Linked DNA regions of Mus musculus: all the other regions are linked to region 1. Evidence: chromatin loops called from intact Hi-C (ENCODE). Cell type or tissue: left cerebral cortex. All regions are shown on one strand. Links, peaks and the distances in the headings refer to the core of each region. The heading gives the core; the rest is flanking DNA. Region 1 overlaps Tbc1d22a (TBC1 domain family, member 22a). Region 2 holds the start of Tafa5 (TAFA chemokine like family member 5). Region 3 holds the start of Gramd4 (GRAM domain containing 4).

Region 1 (5,617 bases), core at 361-5,360:
AGACCCCTAGCTGCTCAGGAGAGGTGGCTTGGGGTGGGGCTGGGGTTGTCTGTGGCTCTAGAGTTCCTCCTGTTAGTGCGGGCTCCTGCAGAGACCAGGAGTTCTCATCCAGAGATCTTGCTCTCATGTTGGATAGTGTGTGTCACTGAGCATGGTGTGTGCTCAGATTTCTGCAGTGCCCTGACAGAGACTGAATATTGCCACACCCTCATCAGTCAGGCCAGGGAGTCCTGCACCGTAGTTAGTGAGACCTCTACCAGGATTAGTTAGATTGGCTCTGGGAGCTGCAGGAGTGTGTCTATCCAGGGCTTAGCCCCTGTTGCCATAGAGTGCTACCCTCTGATCATAACAGCTCACCTCTTCACCAGAACGGCTGCGACTGCTTGCAAGAGACCCTCAAGATGGGACCTGCTGGCTGTGAATGTTTCCTCATAGTAGGAAGAAATGTGAGGGACACTGGATCCTTACCTCAGATTCTCATCACTCCCTCCTGTGCCTCCCAGATAGCTGTGTGCGACTCTGTCCTAGTCAGTGTTCTGTTGCTGTGAAGAGACGCCAGTGACCACAGCAATGCGTATAAGAGAAAGCATTTAGCTGAGGCTTGCTTATATTTAGAGGTCTAATCCATCACGGCCATGGTGGGAAGCACAGTGGCCTGCAGACAGGTGGGGTGCTGGGGAAGTAGCTGAGAAGTCTTTTTTTTTTTTTTTTTTTTTCCCCGAGACAGGGTTTCTCTGTGTAGCCCTGGCTGTCCTGGAGCTCACTTTGTAGACCAGGCTGGCCTCGAGCTCAGAAATCCTCCTGCCTCTGTCTCCAGAGTGCTGGGATTAAAGGCGTGCGCCACCACGCCTGGCCCCTAGCTGAGAATTCTATATCCAGATCCGTAGGCAACAGGGAGAGAGAGACACACACAGACCTGCCTTGAGCATTTGAAACCCCAAAGCCCATCCCCAGTGACACACTTCCTCCACGGCCACACCTACTCCAGCGAGGCCACACCTCCTAATCCCTGTCAAGTAGCTCTACCCCATAATGACCAATCATTCAAATATCTGAGCTGTAGGACCATTCCTATTGTAGCCATCTCAGCCCTGGATGCTAGAATGTAGACATAATGGAGGATCTCTGGCGCTTGCTGGCTAGTCAGTCAAGCTAACTCAGTGAGCTTCATGCCCAGTGAAAGAACCTGCCTCCAAAAATAGAGTCGAGAGGGACTGAGGAAGACACCTGCTGTTGAACTTGATTGCACATGCAGATGTACATATGTGCATCACACACACATGCATAGATTCCCCACGGTGTTCTGCTCCTGAGCTCCAGGGCTGATGTGTGGGAGGGTGTATTTTGGGTGCTTGTCTATAGGGCCTAAGGCAGACACCAGCATGTTGAATTTGGATCTTTCCTGAAGCTCCCTCTTGACTGCAAACTGGTCTGTGCCTTCTGAGAGTTGAGGCTGCTGGGTAGAGTCAGGGACCACAGAGCCTTATGCCCTTGGTTCCTGTGGCTCTTTGTTGGGTGACCTGGCTCCTCTCTGGGCTGTTCCTAGCCAGATCCCAGAATGGATTGTGCCATCTCCCCTCCCTCCTCAGGACTCCTTGAACCTGCAGGGTTTGGGGGGGGGGGGGGCAGCTAAGGAAACCCCGAGAGAGGGGCTCCTGACTTGTCCATGAAGGCTCCTTGCCTGCCTGGCTTTCTTTGTCCCTGTGTGCTAGGACTTGGGATGGGTGGATGGGTGGGTGGGTGAGTGGTGGTGGGGCACTGAATGAGATGTGCTCTGGTCCTTCTGAGCCTCCTGGTCACTTACCTGCTGTCCTCAGTGCCTTTGTGGCATCATCCTTTCCTTTTCTGATGGACAGTGGCTTGCCTGCCGAGTACACCTGGGTGGCCCATTAAGCCTACTGTCCAGGCCTGTGGATATCTGAAGGCTGCAGAGGAGTGCTTTGGATTTTGTTGGCTATCAGGATGTATCTGTTTGTCTGGTGAACAGTACTTCATTAGTGAGCTAGTGTTTGGTGCTGGGTGATGGGAGGGAGGGAGAGCTGACCAGATGATGGTCACAAAGGCCCATGGTAACATGGTGAGCACCTGGGCACATGGGTAAAAGAGAAGATGTGCTCAGGGGGCCAAGGGCTTCTGCTAACCTTGCCCTTTGCTCTTCTGCCCTTTCTAGAGAGCACCGGTGATACAGTCCCTCTGCAACGGTCCCAGTCTCTTCCCCACTCGGCCACAGTGACACTGAGTGGGACATCTGACCCACATGCCCTTGCTGACTCAGCCCTGAGTAAGAGAGAGACCTCTCGGCTGGACAAGTTCAAACAGCTGCTTGCTGGCCCCAACACAGACCTTGGTGAGTCCCTGAGAGTGGGTTGTGGTTTCTTACAAGACCAAAGGTGTCATAACTGGTTACACACCTGCTGTGTTGCGTTTTCATGACATCGAGTCCCTAAAATGCTGGTAGTTGGACTGCTTAATTCCTTTAGACATGTGTGCTAACATATTCCCAACACAGTATACAATTTCCTGGTATATATGCTTAATCCTTTTTACTTAATGCTACAGTATGTGGTCCTCAGGGGGAGCCCCTAGAGGCCTGGCAGGTGGCTGTCCTTGTTCTTCATAGGCTGTGGGTTGACTGTGACATCTGGGGAATGAGGAGGGATGACTACCATCCTCAACTATTGACTTTTGTACTTTGCAGACATGGGACTAAGGGTGGCATAAGTGTGACAGTGGGGAGAGGATGATTGCGGGGTGAATTGTTGTCAGTTGCACGGTCACCTGCAATGCCTGTGTGGACACTGGCCAGTCTCTAAGACAGTTGTTGCTTTCAGGATCCTGTGGTGGGATTGCCGTCGGATGACTGGTTCTCTCGTTTTCATAGCCGGTGCTTGCTGAAGGAGCTCAAGGAGAGGTGTTTATTAGGGACTTGACTTTTCTGAGGGCCACGAGAGGTCCCGGCCATGGGATCCCTCACAGCAGAGAAATAGTGTTTGAACGGGAGAGAGAGGCAGTGCAGAGCAGCACACTGCAGGCCGAGGACTGTGAGGTGCAATGCCCCTCATGGTCAGGAGGTGGCGCGTGGGGCCTGTGGATGGGCCGCAGGAAGCTGACCTGTGCCTCTGGGGAGCTTTAGGGAAGGATGGCCAAGTTTTCTGTTCAAGGTTGGAGCAGGGCGCCTTAGGTCTTAAAGTCTGTGCAATGGAATTTTTCTTTTAGTGTAATACTTTTTTTTTCTTCTTTTTGAGTCAGGGTCTCCCTATATAGCCCTGGCTGTGCTGGAACTCGATATGTAAATTAGGCTGACCTTGAACTCACAAAGTTTGCCTCTTCTGAGTGCTGTGATTAAAGGCATGTGCCACCACGCCTGGCTTTTAACTATGTTTTTAAAAACTCAGTAGCACATGCCTGTCTTAGGATGTTATGAAGCACAAGAGGATGAAGAGTGAGGATAGGCTTCTGCGCTCCTGTCAGAGGTGGCCTGTGCCACGTTACATCCTTTATGTAACTTTATACTCAGGAGAAGTCTCCAGGATTGAACAAGCAGCTTCCACACATCTACCCAGTCACCATTCTCGTCTGTGCTTGTGTGTGTCTCCAGAACCATTTGAGGGTACGTCGGGGACATCCTTCCACTTCCTCCCGAGAGCTTTGCTGTACACTTCCTAAGAGCACAGGAACCAGCTCATTCAGTGTAAAGAAATGTAGCCTTGACACAGTGCCGCTTGCCTTGTGAGGATGCACGGTGTTCGTTCACATTTTCTAGCTGTACCCCAGAGTGTTCATTATATCTCCTGTTTCCTTGTCCACCATCCAGAGCTCCATGGACCCTCCCCACAGTCCTCTCTGCTCTCATATCTCTGTGAGCCTGGAGCGCACTTTGATCCTGACACATTGAAGGCGTGTAGGCAGTCATTTGTGAGGGTCCCTCTGATTATGTGAGTCTGAGGCTCCCTTGTGATTAGGTTCAGGGGAGTGAGTCTCGCTCGGCAGGAGCATCATGGTGGTGTGTGTGTGTTCTCACCCTTTCCTTAGCGGCAGTCTGTAGAGCCGCACCTTGGAGTCTGTGTGTTCATGTAGTACCTTTTCTTCATCCACCCAGGTGGACACGCTGGTCCACACCTCACCTTTTGAATTTATATGTATTTACACAGAAGTGTATAGAGAGCCACATGGCACTCTGTGGGTGACCCACAGTTTATTTCACAAGCCCTATACTGATAGGGATGGAGGCTTGCGCTGATTGTCGGTTACTCCAGCCCAGGACCTTGTGCAGATAAGGCAGGCGCTCCTGAAGGCATCTGTTACGTTGATGATGGTGTCCGTGGAATAGTTCTCACCTAGGGTGGGGAGGAGACTACAGACAGGGTGGCTCTGTTAGGCTTGGCATAGAGCTAGATGGGTGGAAGTTAGTTAGTTCCCTTCACCAAGGTAGGAAAATAGGGTTTTCATACAAAAGGAGCAGAATCTCCCAGTTGAAGTTGAAATCCTATCTCTACCTTTCTAGCACACCATGCACCCATGTTTTGCTGAACCGGGGCTGTCAGTTGGCTGCTCAGGATCTTCAGTGGATCTCACTGAATGTGTAGGGAGAAGGCGGATCCCCCCATGCTTGTTACAAGAGGCCTCTGGAGTTGGCCATCTGGGTGGAGACCTTGAGCAGGTTTGGTAACTTGTGATCCTGGTTGTCCTGTGTCCTTGCTCGCCTGTAAGGTGTACCTGTCTGGAGCTGGGCTGAGACACTGCACAGACCTCTGGAGTGCTGGCTGTAGCAAACGCCCAGGGATACCGATTATCACAGTACGGCCCTTTGGTGATCTGTGGATGCATCAGAGTTGTTTCCAGACATTTTCTTGGCTATGTCCATTGGTTTATACCTTAGGCATGTGGCCAGGTGGCCAGGAGATAGTTGATAAGGACAGGTTTACCTGATGGCAGTCCAGATCTGGTTCAGCTCTGGGCAGTGGCTAGAATCTTCTTATGGGTCTTGCCACTAGGCAGCATTAGAAGTCAAACTGTACTGCAGTAAAGCCTTCAGGGCTTATGGGTCAGTGTGACCATGTGTGGGTGAAAGGTCGGATGTAAGGTCAGGCCTTTGTCAGGTCGCTCTGACTGTGGTTTTAGTTTTTTCTTTAAGAATTCTGTTTGAATGTTTAAAGCCAAAAAGTTAAAACCATTTGCTTTCAAAGATAAACAATTACTGGATTTGTATTTAGTGGCAAGAGAAACATAGCTTGTAAATTGCCTGTTTTCCTAAGGCCTTTAAGGTAGCTCTGAGGACAGTGGAATACATTATCCTCCCATTACATAAAACCCAAAGTGGTAAATATTTGCCGAAGCTGGAGAAGCAAATCGCTGATGTGAGAAGGACCAGCAGAAATGGCTCTACCTGCCGAAGGCCTGTGCCAGCATCCGCTGCTCTTTGTGTAGCTTATGCTCTGTTATGAGCCCAGGGATGAAAGTGGCAAATAGAACTTAACAGCTCACTCCCCTCTTAGCATCAACTCAATATTTACTCACACAAAGCCTGCCTGCTTTGAAGCCTGGGAAAATGACACTTGGAGGCATTCATGTTCATCACATGTGTCTGCTGATCAGGAGGACCATTCGGAATATGCAA
Region 2 (5,617 bases), core at 274-5,273, 1.3 Mb after region 1:
GAGAGACAGAGAGAGAGAGAGAGAGAGAGAGAGAGAGAGAGAGAGAGAGAGAGAGACAGAAGAGGGAGAAGAGGGGGGTGTGTACTAAGGATGGCACCAAAATCTGTCTGTTGACACATCTCACAGAAGCTCTCCCAGCCCATACCTTACAACACCCCAGGACTCAACCTTGGGTTGAACATGCCAACAGAATGACCGAGTGATGGCTCATTGGTTCAGAGCTCTTGTTGCTCTCCCAGAGGGCTGGGTTCCAGTACTCACATGGTGACTCACAACTACCTGTGATCCCAGTTCCAGAGGGACCTGATGCCCTCTGCTGGCCTCTGAGGCATGAAAACAGTGCACAAAACTGCACACATGCAAGTGCCACCCCCTCCCCCCATACACACTCATAAATAAAAAATAAGTAAGTCTGTTTTAGAAAGCCCTCAAAGGTTCCAACAGTACCTTGACTCTTTCTCACCACAATACCTGGCTCATGGATGTGATTGCATTTTCCTTGCTATTCTTCAAACCTGAACTTCTCAGGGAGAGAGAAATCTAAGTATAATTGTTTTTCTGGTCCCACATGCCTGACATCGAGTAGATACCCAATAAAAGCATGTTGTGTGAAGGATGTCTGTCTCTGAGAAGAATTTCAGGGAAGACAGGATGAAGTGGAGTATGCATGGATTTAGAGCTTTGTTCCTTTTGCAGGTTAAAAGGCTTTGATCAACAGAAGGCATATGACAGCAGTTTCAGACAGCCATTTTCAACTTTGTAGAACCTGGCTGAGGGACCCCCCCTCCTTAGGTTAGGGGGGAGAGAGATATGTCTATCTGGAATATTCGAGACAAAATGTGCTACCACCCTGCCCTCCTGACAATGTCAGGATGTCTGGTTTCTGCAGACTGTCCTCCCTACAGGAAAGTGAGACTGGGGAAGCTATCCTGGAGAAGATGGTACCCAGAAAACCTGGATCTTAGTTAAACAGGAAATGGAAGTCAGAAATTAGTGGGAAACCCCCTTGGTAGGCATGTTCATATTACAGAGAGACCATTACCAGGGGCTAGGCAGTGAGAAGCCTGACTCCATTTCACTAGCACTGTTTTGGATGTATATGTGCTTCTGAGAGCAAGTACTTGTGCATTCTATGCATGTGTGCACGTGTGCATGGCAAATATGCATGTGCATATTCATTCATGTGGCTGTGGCCATGCGACATGTATGTATGTCTATGCATGTGTGTGCACATGCATGTGTGGTCACATGCTGTACATGTATGCACATGTATATTTTTGCATGTGTGCATGCACATGTGTGCTCTATATAGCATACATGTGTGTATATGTGTGCATGTATGTGGAGGTATGTGTGACCATGTAGCATGCATGTGAATGTCAGTGCCTTGTGCATGTACCTATGTAGGGGAGTGTGTGCCTATAGCCACATGATATACATGTAGCTTGTGTAGAAACAAGCTTGTGGCATGCATGTATCCAAGTGGAGTGTGTATGGAGTTCAGCTATGTGGTGTGCGTGTGTGCATGAACATGGTGCGCATGTGGAGTGCGTATGTGTCTGCGTATGTATACAACCTGGGTACTTGCCCTCCTTCAGCCCCTCAGCAACGTTCTCTATGTCCTGGTCTGTTTAAATGCCACACTGGACCAGGGTGCAAGGGGAAAGGCTTATGCTGGTATGCACCAAGTAGCTTGTGGGGAAAAGCCTCCATTTCTAATGAGATCTTGTGTGGGGGTACCACCCCTTCCCATGCAGAACAAACACCAATGAGAAGCCTAACTGGGCCTGCTGTTAGCATGTTCACTGGTGCACAGGAAGGGAATGGAATCGACCTTCATGGCCATGGACCTACAGGGCCACCTGGGGAAAACACCAGCTTTTAGAGTTTCTTCCTGGAGTGCAAGGAACTTACAAGGGAAAGTGGAAGTGACCCGATTCCGCTGGTTTACAGGGGCAAACCCGTTGTCCAACGGCAGGAATGCACATCAGAGTTGTAGTCTTCGCTACCCTCCTCAGAAAACCAGACCAGGGACTTTATCCTGCACACACTCTGGAAAATGGATGAGAGAGAGGAACCACAGGCCATGGCCTGGGGGCAGAGGCTGTGGTACACGGGAGTCAAGGAAGTGCATCAGGAAGATGCAAAGGAATGTCTTCTTAGGGTAGACACACAGAGCCCACAGGATGGCAAGTTCTAGAGACAGGGTGCAGGTGCGCTCAGATGCTCTCTGGTGGGCTCAGAGCAACAAGGCATACTCAGGAGCCCTGGTGCTGGGCACAAATGGGAAACAGGCTGAAAGCATTATTTGCTTTGAATAAACTTTCGGTTCACTTTCCGGATCAATACCAAACAAGGTCTGGGACCCCAGCGTCCCAGGCCTTTGGTGGAAGACTCTCGCGTGGGGGGGGGGGGGGGGGAAGGGGGTCCCAAGTCACCTAACTTCCCGCTGGCCCTGAGGGTCTTGCGCGCCCAGAGCCCAGGCTACGAGGATGCTGGGCCGTCTCTGTCGCCATCCAGAGGCTCGGCTAGGGCGCGGCGTCCCCTCTGCTCGCCTCCCTCGCCGGTCCCGGGCCAGTGCGAGGCCCCGCCACGCCGGGCACGCGCTCCAGGCGCGCCCCTCGTACTGGTGACGGGGCGCGCTGAGCCGGGGCGCGCAGCGACGCCCAGAGCCGCGGGCTGGCGTCCCCGGGCGGGCGAGCACGGGCGCGGGCGGCGCGGGCGCGGCGCGGGGCGGGCGGCGCGGGGCGCAGTGGGCCGGGGCCCGGGCGCGGCGGCGGCGGCGGAGAAGGAGGAGGAGGAGGAGGACGAGGAAGAGGAGGAGGAGGAGGACGAGGAGGAGGATGGCACGCGCGGGGCCCGCACGTGGAGGCCGGCGCGGGGGCGCGGGCAGGGCCGGCTGCTGAGAAGCGCTGCTGCCCCCCGCGCGGGCACCGCGGCTTCAATGGCGCCATCGCCCAGGACCAGCAGCCGGCAAGATGCGACCGCCCTGCCCAGCATGTCCTCAACTTTTTGGGCATTCATGATCCTGGCCAGCCTGCTCATCGCCTACTGCAGTGAGTACCGTGCACCCGGGCCCCATAAGGGCCTCGGGTCCTCCAAGCGGCCCCAGCCCCAGCCCCGGCGGGGCGCCCCGCGTCGGTGCGGAGTTGCGAGCGCGTGGCGCGCGGTCCCGGGTCTTGGCCGCTGTTCCGCTGGCCCGGGAGGGCTTGGTGCAGGCGGCTCCGGGGTCCAGACACTCCGCGGCCGGGCACAGCAGCCCCGGCGAGCTTCCGCGGACTAGCCAGCAGGGCCGGCATCAGGCCCAGGCAGGCACAGCGCGTCCCTGCGCGGCGGTGCCCGGTGTCCGCCGTGCGGTCGCCGCTCCGGCCCAGGCTAGCGACCGAGCGGAGCTTCCCGCCGGCGACACTCCCTCCGGGGACTTATGGGGACGCAGCAACCGAGCCCGAGCGGGACTCCTCGGGCAGGACCGCGGCTTGGGTTCCTCCGACGCGTGGTGGAGCCTCTGCCTTGCTAGGAAGCGGGCTCGCCAGATGCTTTCTGTAAAAGGAGAAGTAAGGGAACGGATGCCTCTGGAGGGGAGGGCCCGCTACCGCTGCAAGGGTGGTTCGGAGGAATGAACTGACGACCCAGTGGGTCTGGCAAGGGCTGCGGAGGGAGGTGCGGGCTGGTCGGAGCCTGGCACGGGGTTCTGGAGCTGGGCTTAGGCTGGGACCCGGACGATGGGTGATCTTATCAGTAGGTCTTATCTGGGTACCGATAATCTGAGTCCTGGGTACAGTCTTGGGGCTGGTGTAGTATGGGTAGGCATCATCTTGGCTGGTGTCTGCTGACTGTCGGAAGCTGTTGGGGTGGGTAGAGGCTGGTTAGAGTCCCGGGCATAGGCTCTATAAGAGATGGGCGCTTGCCTGGTTACAGTTTCTGCCTTCCTTCCCGTCTCTGCGGGAAGAAAAACTAGTGCCAGTGAACACCTGTCATGAAAAAAATGCCACAGGCAAGGGAGGTGATGACAAAATATGGATTCTTTACTAATTTAAAATAAAAGGCCATCACCAAGTGGTTCCTCTCACTCCTCCCTCCTTTCCCCGGCCATCGCTCGAGCCTGGGGCCTCCTAGTTCCCAATCCTAGCTCTGAAATGAAATTGCAGCAGTCTTGAGACTCAAGTCGAGGCCGAATATGTCATCAGAGTCCTGGGACAACTCTGAATGGGGATAGCTCAACCCCCAACATGGTCGAGGCATCTTAAGGGAAATGCTAGTGAGCCCAGAGGAACTACTCAGTCTGCATATGCCTGTGCTGCTGTGGCGCCTTGAGGTTCATCAAGCAAGAGACTGGCTGCTGACAGTATTCTAACCTGGCTGCCCTAGGATAGGGAAAGGAAGCTGGTGGGCTGAGCCACAGGAGAGTACTCACTGCTTAGCCTTCTGTAGCCTGCCGGCTTCTTTCAGGGGCTTCTTCCCAGGTACCATTGAGCCTAGATTCCTTAATGATACAGGACGGGTTAAAGATGGGTAAACTCCAGAGATAGACAGGTGATACCAGGATGAAATGCACTTCCTGGTGTTGTCCCAGGAGTGGCACATTCAGCAGTGGGGGAGGGGCACGGGGCGCGGAAACCTGGAGCTGGCTGCTCTTCCTAGGCAGATTCTGGTAACACTGTCCTTGGGTCAGCCCGAGAGCCCAGAGCTGTAGACTGGGCTCATAGAGGCAGCTCTGCATGTTGAAAAGGGACAGCCATCCACTGTTACTGACTGAGTGACAACCCAGCCCTTGACCTCAACACTCTCCTCTTCAGGGAGCCACCAAGCTGGGGCCTTGTATGCACTCCCAGCTAGTATAGCCTTTGTCCCTTGTTTCCTAGCTTCGGCCCCACTTCGTCCTGTTGGCTTGCTTCTTGATCTGACTATAGGGAAGTAATGTCATATATTCAGAGAAAAGGGCAGCCCTATCTTCCTGCAAGTTGGTTCTCTGCTATAAGGGCAGTCGGTAAGAATGACTTATCCAGAAGAGCAGAAGTCCTTAATAACGAAGCTTCTGAACAGCCACATTTTGATAGCTGTTTCCATCCCCACGTAATGGAATAATTGACAATAAGCTAACGTTTTCAGACACACCCCATTACACCAGAAATGCAATTGGAGAAATTAAAGCATTTCTCTAAAATACAAAATAACATCATCATAATTTATAGCTGGGAATTGGAATCCTAGAGAAAAAGATATTTCTTTTTTTCCTCCCCCCCCCCTTAGAATTGATAATGCATAGAAAATGATAATTAGATAGTTCTTGCGATTTCCAGCCTTTCTTCCAACACATCTGGGATGAAAGATAGTTAGCATCTTTGTGTGCAAGATGTTTCAGCGAGGACTTTTATTACCCTAAGTGTCTTTCTGCTACTGAGCGGAGACACTTAGGAAGCCAGCGTCCATCTTTTAGGGCTCAGTAATGCTGCCCTACGGTGTGTATGTTTCTCTGTAACACACACGGATCTCACTTCCTGGCGCTAAGTGGAGGAAACTAGATTATTTCCTGGCCTGGTTTCTGCTGGGGGGCTCAACAGCTCTTGCCCATTGGACACCCTTCTTTGCTATGTGCTTAAGAGTCATATTAAGGAGG
Region 3 (5,617 bases), core at 410-5,409, 180 kb before region 1:
CGAGGTCTGGTATATTAGGACTTCAAATATTCAGATTTGTGAGACACAGTCGGGACCACAATAGCCTTTATCAGTTAATGAGGGGCCATGGTTGTGAGGAGCCTCTGAGTAGGTGGTGGTCATGGTAACCCCAAGTTCTCCTAGGGGTAGTGTCTGTCCAAGTCTGTCTTCTAGAATGTACTTATTGACCAGTTTCATTCTCCACCAGGCAGTGCCTGGGAATGGGTACCCAGTGAATGCTTGTGAGCAGGAGGGGAGGGATTAGAGAAGTCTGGCTCCATTGTGGGGCTCATCCTGGATACTCATGCAAAGAACATTCCTGGGCACCCTCTGGGTTATGCCAGGCTCTGGCTGTTGCGTGTATCTGCTGGTTGTCTTCCTGATGCGGTGATGCTATGGCCTCTGGTGGCTCAGCTTGACCAGAAGCCCCAGCATCTCCCAGGCTCCCTTCCCATCACCATTAACACATGCAGGCTGAACCGGAAACAGCAGAGATGGAGATATGCTACAGGAATAAGGCCAGAGAGGATTCTCCCCTGGGGTCAGGAGCTGAGGGCAGGGCCTGTCTACAGAGGAACAGGAAGCCAGAGAGAGTGACTGGACGTGAGGGGCAGGGCTTCCTGTAACACCTCGCATAGAGCCCTTCTGCAGCTGTGCTGGCTGGCTTCAGGATGTCCTGTGTGATAGTGAGGACCTGCCTGTCATGCCATCCTCATGAGTGCATGTCAGGGACTTACTTTTCTATTGCTTTGATGAGACATTATGACCAAGGTGACTTACAGACAAGTGTCTAATCTGGGACTCCCATGGGTTAGTCCGTTAACTATCACGGCAGGCAACATGGTAGCAGACAGGCAGGCATGGTGCTGGAGCGGTCGCTGGGAGCTTATACCTTGAGACACAGACATGAGGCAGGGAGAAAGTTAACCAGGAATATGGGTTTGTGGAACCTCAAGCACACCAGAAACACACCTCCTCTAGCAAGGCCACACCTTCTAATCCTTCCCAAACAATGTCACCATCTGGGGAACCAAGCATTCAAAATATGAGCCTATGGGGGCCATTTCTCATTCAAACCAACCCACCTTCCATCGAGAGCCTACTCTATAAAGCCAGCTCAGATCATAAAGCCTTTCTGAGGGCAGAGCCCTTCAAAGTAATCACGTGCCACATGGGTGTACTGGGGATTAAGCTTGCAATGCAGGGACTCTGGAGACACACTTTAACTTCAGCAGGGAGGGATCCCTACATGAATGCATCGAACCTCTCCTGGTAGAAGCTGCCCAGCTGAGTTCACAGGAGAAGGGTGGGGAATGACTCCCGAGAACTCTGGCTTCCTGGGAAGCTAGAAACATTTTCTAACTGGGCGACTGGTCAAGGGAGGCTTTGTGGAGCTGAAACTTTGGAGTTAGCTTGGAAGGTTGGGTAGGGCCAGAGTGGAGAGGCTCCCCCCTCCTCCGCGCCCCAGGGAGGATATGGTCTAGGCAATCCTGGAGGCAGGAAAGTAGCACTTGTGCTTGCAGGGGGCGGTGGGGGTGGGGCGACGACCAGAGTCCGGTTTTGCTGTAGGACAGAGAGGAAGCAGGGAAAGCCAGGGGTAGGAGGAACCAGCGAGATTGGTGTGGCATTGGGCTGGGATGCCGCACAAAGGTGACTCAGAGGAGGTTCCTGCCCAAAGTAGCTCTCATCTTGCCAAGACCAAGCCCTGCAGGCAGCTTAGCCTGGCATCTCACACTGCCAGCCAAGAGCCATTGGACAGACCTCATGTTGTGCTACACATGGGCATTGCTTCTCACTCTGCATTCAGAGAGAGAGAGAGCTCACCTACAGGAGCCTCTCTGGATGCCAGCCCCAGACCCTGGGACAAAGGCCTGTCTGGAAGGTAGGCAATGCTGGAGGACAAAAGGGGGCCTGAATCCTGCCCCCACCCACCCCACCCCCCAGAAAGCTTCAGAGTCCTTCAGCATTCCTCAAATCTCCTGGGGTGCTTGAGACATAATAAGGTGGGGGACAGTTCTGGATTGAGAGGGTTGGAGGTGAGGTCGTCAAAGCCCCGCAGTGCAAGCGGGTCATGTGGTCACAGGTCTAATGTGCTGTCTCCACTTGCTGATGCTGAGTTTGCTACAGTCACCCTCGTACCCTACAGTGGACCTCCTAGGTCAGACCCCATACGGTGCTGCAGGTCAGTCCTCCAACCAGGCTAGGGCCTGGGGTTCTGGAGGGTGTGGTCTTTTACCAGGTTCATTAGTTATCTTTCTGGGTCCTTGTCAACCCTGGTTTTTGAAAGGCGAGTCAAAACGGGGGAAGTGACTCCTGGAGGATCTCTTTTCCTTTAAGATAGTACTAGAGCTAAAGTAGGCTTCCTATCGCTACGGTGACATTTAAAGGTATGTGGCATTCCTGGTTAGGTACTGAGTGGGAGAGAAGGGAGGAGTTGCTCACTGCCCTCCAGGTGGAGGTTCCATGTCCTTTTCCCAGTGTGGAGCTGTGCTCTGAGTCCAGCCTGGCGGTGCCAGGACAAGTATTTCTACACCAAGCGCGGGTCTCCATTTGGCAGTAACCGTCAAGCCAGTTCGCCGGGAGAGAGGTGACAGTGGAGTGTATCCTTGTGCTCGGTTGTGCCCGTGGCTGCGACTGGCAGGCGGCCACGCGTGCGCGTGGGCACGCGCGGCGAGGACCCACGTGGGTCACCCAAACAAAGGCGGCGCCGCGTGATCGGGCGCGCGCGCGCGCACACACCGGGCAGGGAGGGCGGGGAGGCGAGGGGGCGGAGCGGGGCGGCGGCTTGCGCAGGCCCGGTCGGGGGGCGCGCAGACTCCGCGCAGCAGGACGTGAGCGCGCGACGCGGCGCCGCCTCCGCGCTCGTGGCCGGCACCCGCGGGGCCGCGTAGTCCCCGCTCCCCGGCGCCGCTGGGCTCCCGGGAGGGCGGCAGGTGCAGCGCGGCCGGGTGGCCGGCCAGGGGGGCGCCGCGGCGGCGGGTGGATGAGAGTTGGCCCCGATCATCCCGCAGGGTAAGCGGCGCGCACGCGGACTCCCACACGGACCTGGGCGACGCTGGCCACGCTCTGTCCTAGCTGCCGGGCCGCGACCCCGTGTGCCCACACTCTCACTCGGTGGCCCACAGCAGCGACCCTCCCTTCGGGGAGCAGCGCGGGCGCGCCCCCGCACACACGCTCCCGGGGCGCGCGTCACGGCCGCCCCTCGCGCGTACCACGGGCGCTGTGCGGGTCAGGGTCCTGGTGGGCGAGAGGCAGACGTCGATGGGACGCAGGGCCCAAACTATGATGTGGGGGAGTCATTAGATGGGTCACCATGCCTAGGCCGCTAGCGGGGGGGTCAGGATGAGGGCACAGCAAATGTCGTCCTACTGACCCACTCTCTTGGTGGTGGGGGAGGACTGAAAAGGAGGAGGGCTGTCCAGGCCGGTGTGGCCCAACAGATGACCCGGGGAAAAGTTGTGGACGCTTGCTCCCTTTCCACACCCTGCTCTCTGTTATATCTTTTCCTTTCATTTGGAATTAGCCTATGGGATTCTGGGGACAGTTGGCACCTGGGCTGGAGCTTAGGCCTATGTGTTTATACAACCGTTAAGGTGGGGTGCTGTGTGGCAGTCCCTAACCTAAGACTTCATCTGTCCAGAGCGGGACCAGCACCTCTGAAGGGTGGAGAGGGACTGACTAGTCTGGATGTTGGTTCCCCTGTGGCCTTCCTACCCGTGGCCAGGGTAAGAAGCAGGCTTCTAGGGCCAGAGGCAGAACCTTGTACTCTTTGGAACTTCCCATTTTCAGAGATAAGAGAGATTCAGTTTGGGGGGACCTTGTTCAGAGTGGGTTCCCTTCCTGCCTTGCCTTGTGTAGATTAGGGACAAAATTAAAGGTGCTGAGTCTTAACGCACTCCCCCCCCCAATCCTCAATTTCGCTGAACCCCAGCCAGGTAGGAGCTTGCTTTAGGGCCAGGTTCAGAAGGAGGGGTCATGGTCCAGGCTCTGTAGGGTTTGAAATAAAGGACAGTTGGAAGTTAGTTTATCTCGGATACCTGTTCTGTGAGATCGGGCAAGGCACTGTCACAAAACCAGCCCTGCCTCAGTTTCCTTATCAGTGGGTGACTAATGACAAGATAAGAGTTAACAAGATGGTGTGGGTTCCACGGCAGCCAGACACACTCTAGGTGAGGAGTCAGGCAAGGCCATCCACCCTGTGCCTCTCAGGTGGCTTAGTGGCCCTGCAGAGATCGGAAGAATCTTCTCTCATTCTGCCCAACCTGTTCCCAGGCCCATTTGGGGATACACAGCCCAGTCCAGTCAGAGTGCTTTATTTAGTATCCCTGACCCGTGCTAGGATGAAGCCACAATATAAAGATGCTCTCTGGGACACCCCAGCTGGGAGTCTCAGTCAACATGCCTGCTCCTCCCTCCTCCCCAAACTGCTTGTGGACTTGGAGCCCCCTGCCTTTGCTGTGGTACTGATTACTGAACTCCCAGGGGTACGGGCTAGGATATCTAGGAGGTTGGATACCCAGGATGGAATTCTTTGTGGACCATCATTTCCCTGCTTTCCTCTGCCATCCTGGCTGATGGTGGTGAACATGGCTGTCCCTGTTGGTTCCGGAGATGTCTGTCTGAGTCCATGCTAGAACTTATGTCCTATAAACTGCCCGAGATAGTCTCAGAGTTGAGGTCTGTTTCCACCCAGCCTGGGCACCTGTTTATCCTGTGCCTCCTCCCCAGGCAGGCAGAGAGGTTTTTGCAGAGGTGTATTCCTTAAGGGAAAACCAGTGGTCTCTCTCTCTCCAAACCTCCTGGTGCCCTCCATTATCGTGGCTCCCCCGGAGTGGCGCCAGCAGACAGCGCAGTCGTCGGTGCCAACAGCCGTGGCCTCCGCTGTCCTCATTCTCTCTGGGCTTCACCTTCACCTTCACCACCTAGAAAGAGGAGAGTCGGACCTGTTTCCTGAATCAACATTTCTGCCTCACAATAGCGAGTGCTCCACACAATGGAAACAGTGTCACCGGAGGCTCTGAGACTTGGCTGTGCTTGTACGGCATAGGAAGTTACAGCTGTTTAGAAATAGCAACTCCAGCCATGCCACATCTGGACAGAATTCATGTCTGGAGAACCAAAGGCTTAGTATTCTGCTGTGGGATCCTTGTTGGCTAATGTGCTTTGTGGTGTCCCTTCCTTCTCTGGGGACACATGGGAGCCCTATCCAGTTCCTCATGCACTGGTAGGGCTTCTCTCTAGAAGCCGGATCTACTGAGCCTTTACAGGGTTGGGGTGCTCATGATGGGGCAAGGACTGTGTTTGGGGGCCGTCCTCTTTGGGGAGCTGGGTAGGTAGGTTCTCCTTCTAAGCAGCCCTGGCCCCTCTGCTCTGGTGTTTGGCTTTCTTGGTATATCATAATGGCAGCACTTTAGTGTGTGTGGCGGTAATTGTCTGTCAGTGGAGATGCAGTGACTGGCTTGTGTGGTTGGGCCACCTTTTCTGAGCTTCTGCATTCTTCCCTGCTAGGTGGACTGCGAGGGTGCGGCTGGCCCTCTGGCAGTGCGGGGCAAGGCGGCAGCCCGCTTGTGTAGGTAGGTGGCTGTTGGGACAGTTGCTGTGGTGTGTCAAGAGTGGA

What was found. Peaks named below come from ENCODE experiments on the same cell type or tissue, not always from the same donor. Only the 100,000 strongest peaks of a DNase experiment are listed, where the experiment ranks them.
Region 2: it touches region 1 in a loop (4-fold over the local background); 8 of 42 quality-filtered maps call a loop at or near these places.
Region 3: a loop joins it to region 1, with 2.3 times the contacts of the local background. A loop is called at or near these places in 2 of 42 quality-filtered maps.

The regions. Positions count from the first base shown.
Region 1 is chr15:86,236,947-86,242,563 of GRCm38, forward strand. Tbc1d22a (TBC1 domain family, member 22a) reads left to right here. Exons shown (of 13, transcript NM_145476.2): 4 at 2,171-2,347. Among named protein-coding and RNA genes, the nearest start is that of Tbc1d22a, 25 kb to the left of the region's middle. In left cerebral cortex, for the core only: a CTCF peak has its summit at 3,063; DNase peaks (open chromatin) are centred at 1,319 and 3,055.
Region 2 is chr15:87,541,548-87,547,164 of GRCm38, forward strand. Tafa5 (TAFA chemokine like family member 5) reads left to right here and starts at 2,752. Exons shown (of 4, transcript NM_001252310.1): 1 at 2,752-3,056. The coding sequence starts at 2,945. Gm35471 (a long non-coding RNA gene) reads right to left here and starts at 2,426. Exons shown (of 3, transcript XR_384322.2): 1 at 1,915-2,426. In left cerebral cortex, for the core only: CTCF peaks have their summits at 321 (motif pointing left) and 2,524; DNase peaks (open chromatin) are centred at 298, 2,578, 2,972, 3,537 and 3 more places; H3K4me3 peaks cover 2,860 bases; H3K27ac peaks cover 1,643 bases.
Region 3 is chr15:86,055,950-86,061,566 of GRCm38, forward strand. Gramd4 (GRAM domain containing 4) reads left to right here and starts at 2,813. Exons shown (of 19, transcript NM_001379572.1): 1 at 2,813-3,012. The coding sequence starts at 2,984. Gm41375 (a long non-coding RNA gene) reads right to left here and starts at 2,667. Exons shown (of 3, transcript XR_875536.2): 1 at 2,443-2,667; 2 at 781-892. In left cerebral cortex, for the core only: no CTCF peak of the experiment used is centred there; DNase peaks (open chromatin) are centred at 2,665 and 3,416; H3K4me3 peaks cover 3,026 bases; H3K27ac peaks cover 1,459 bases.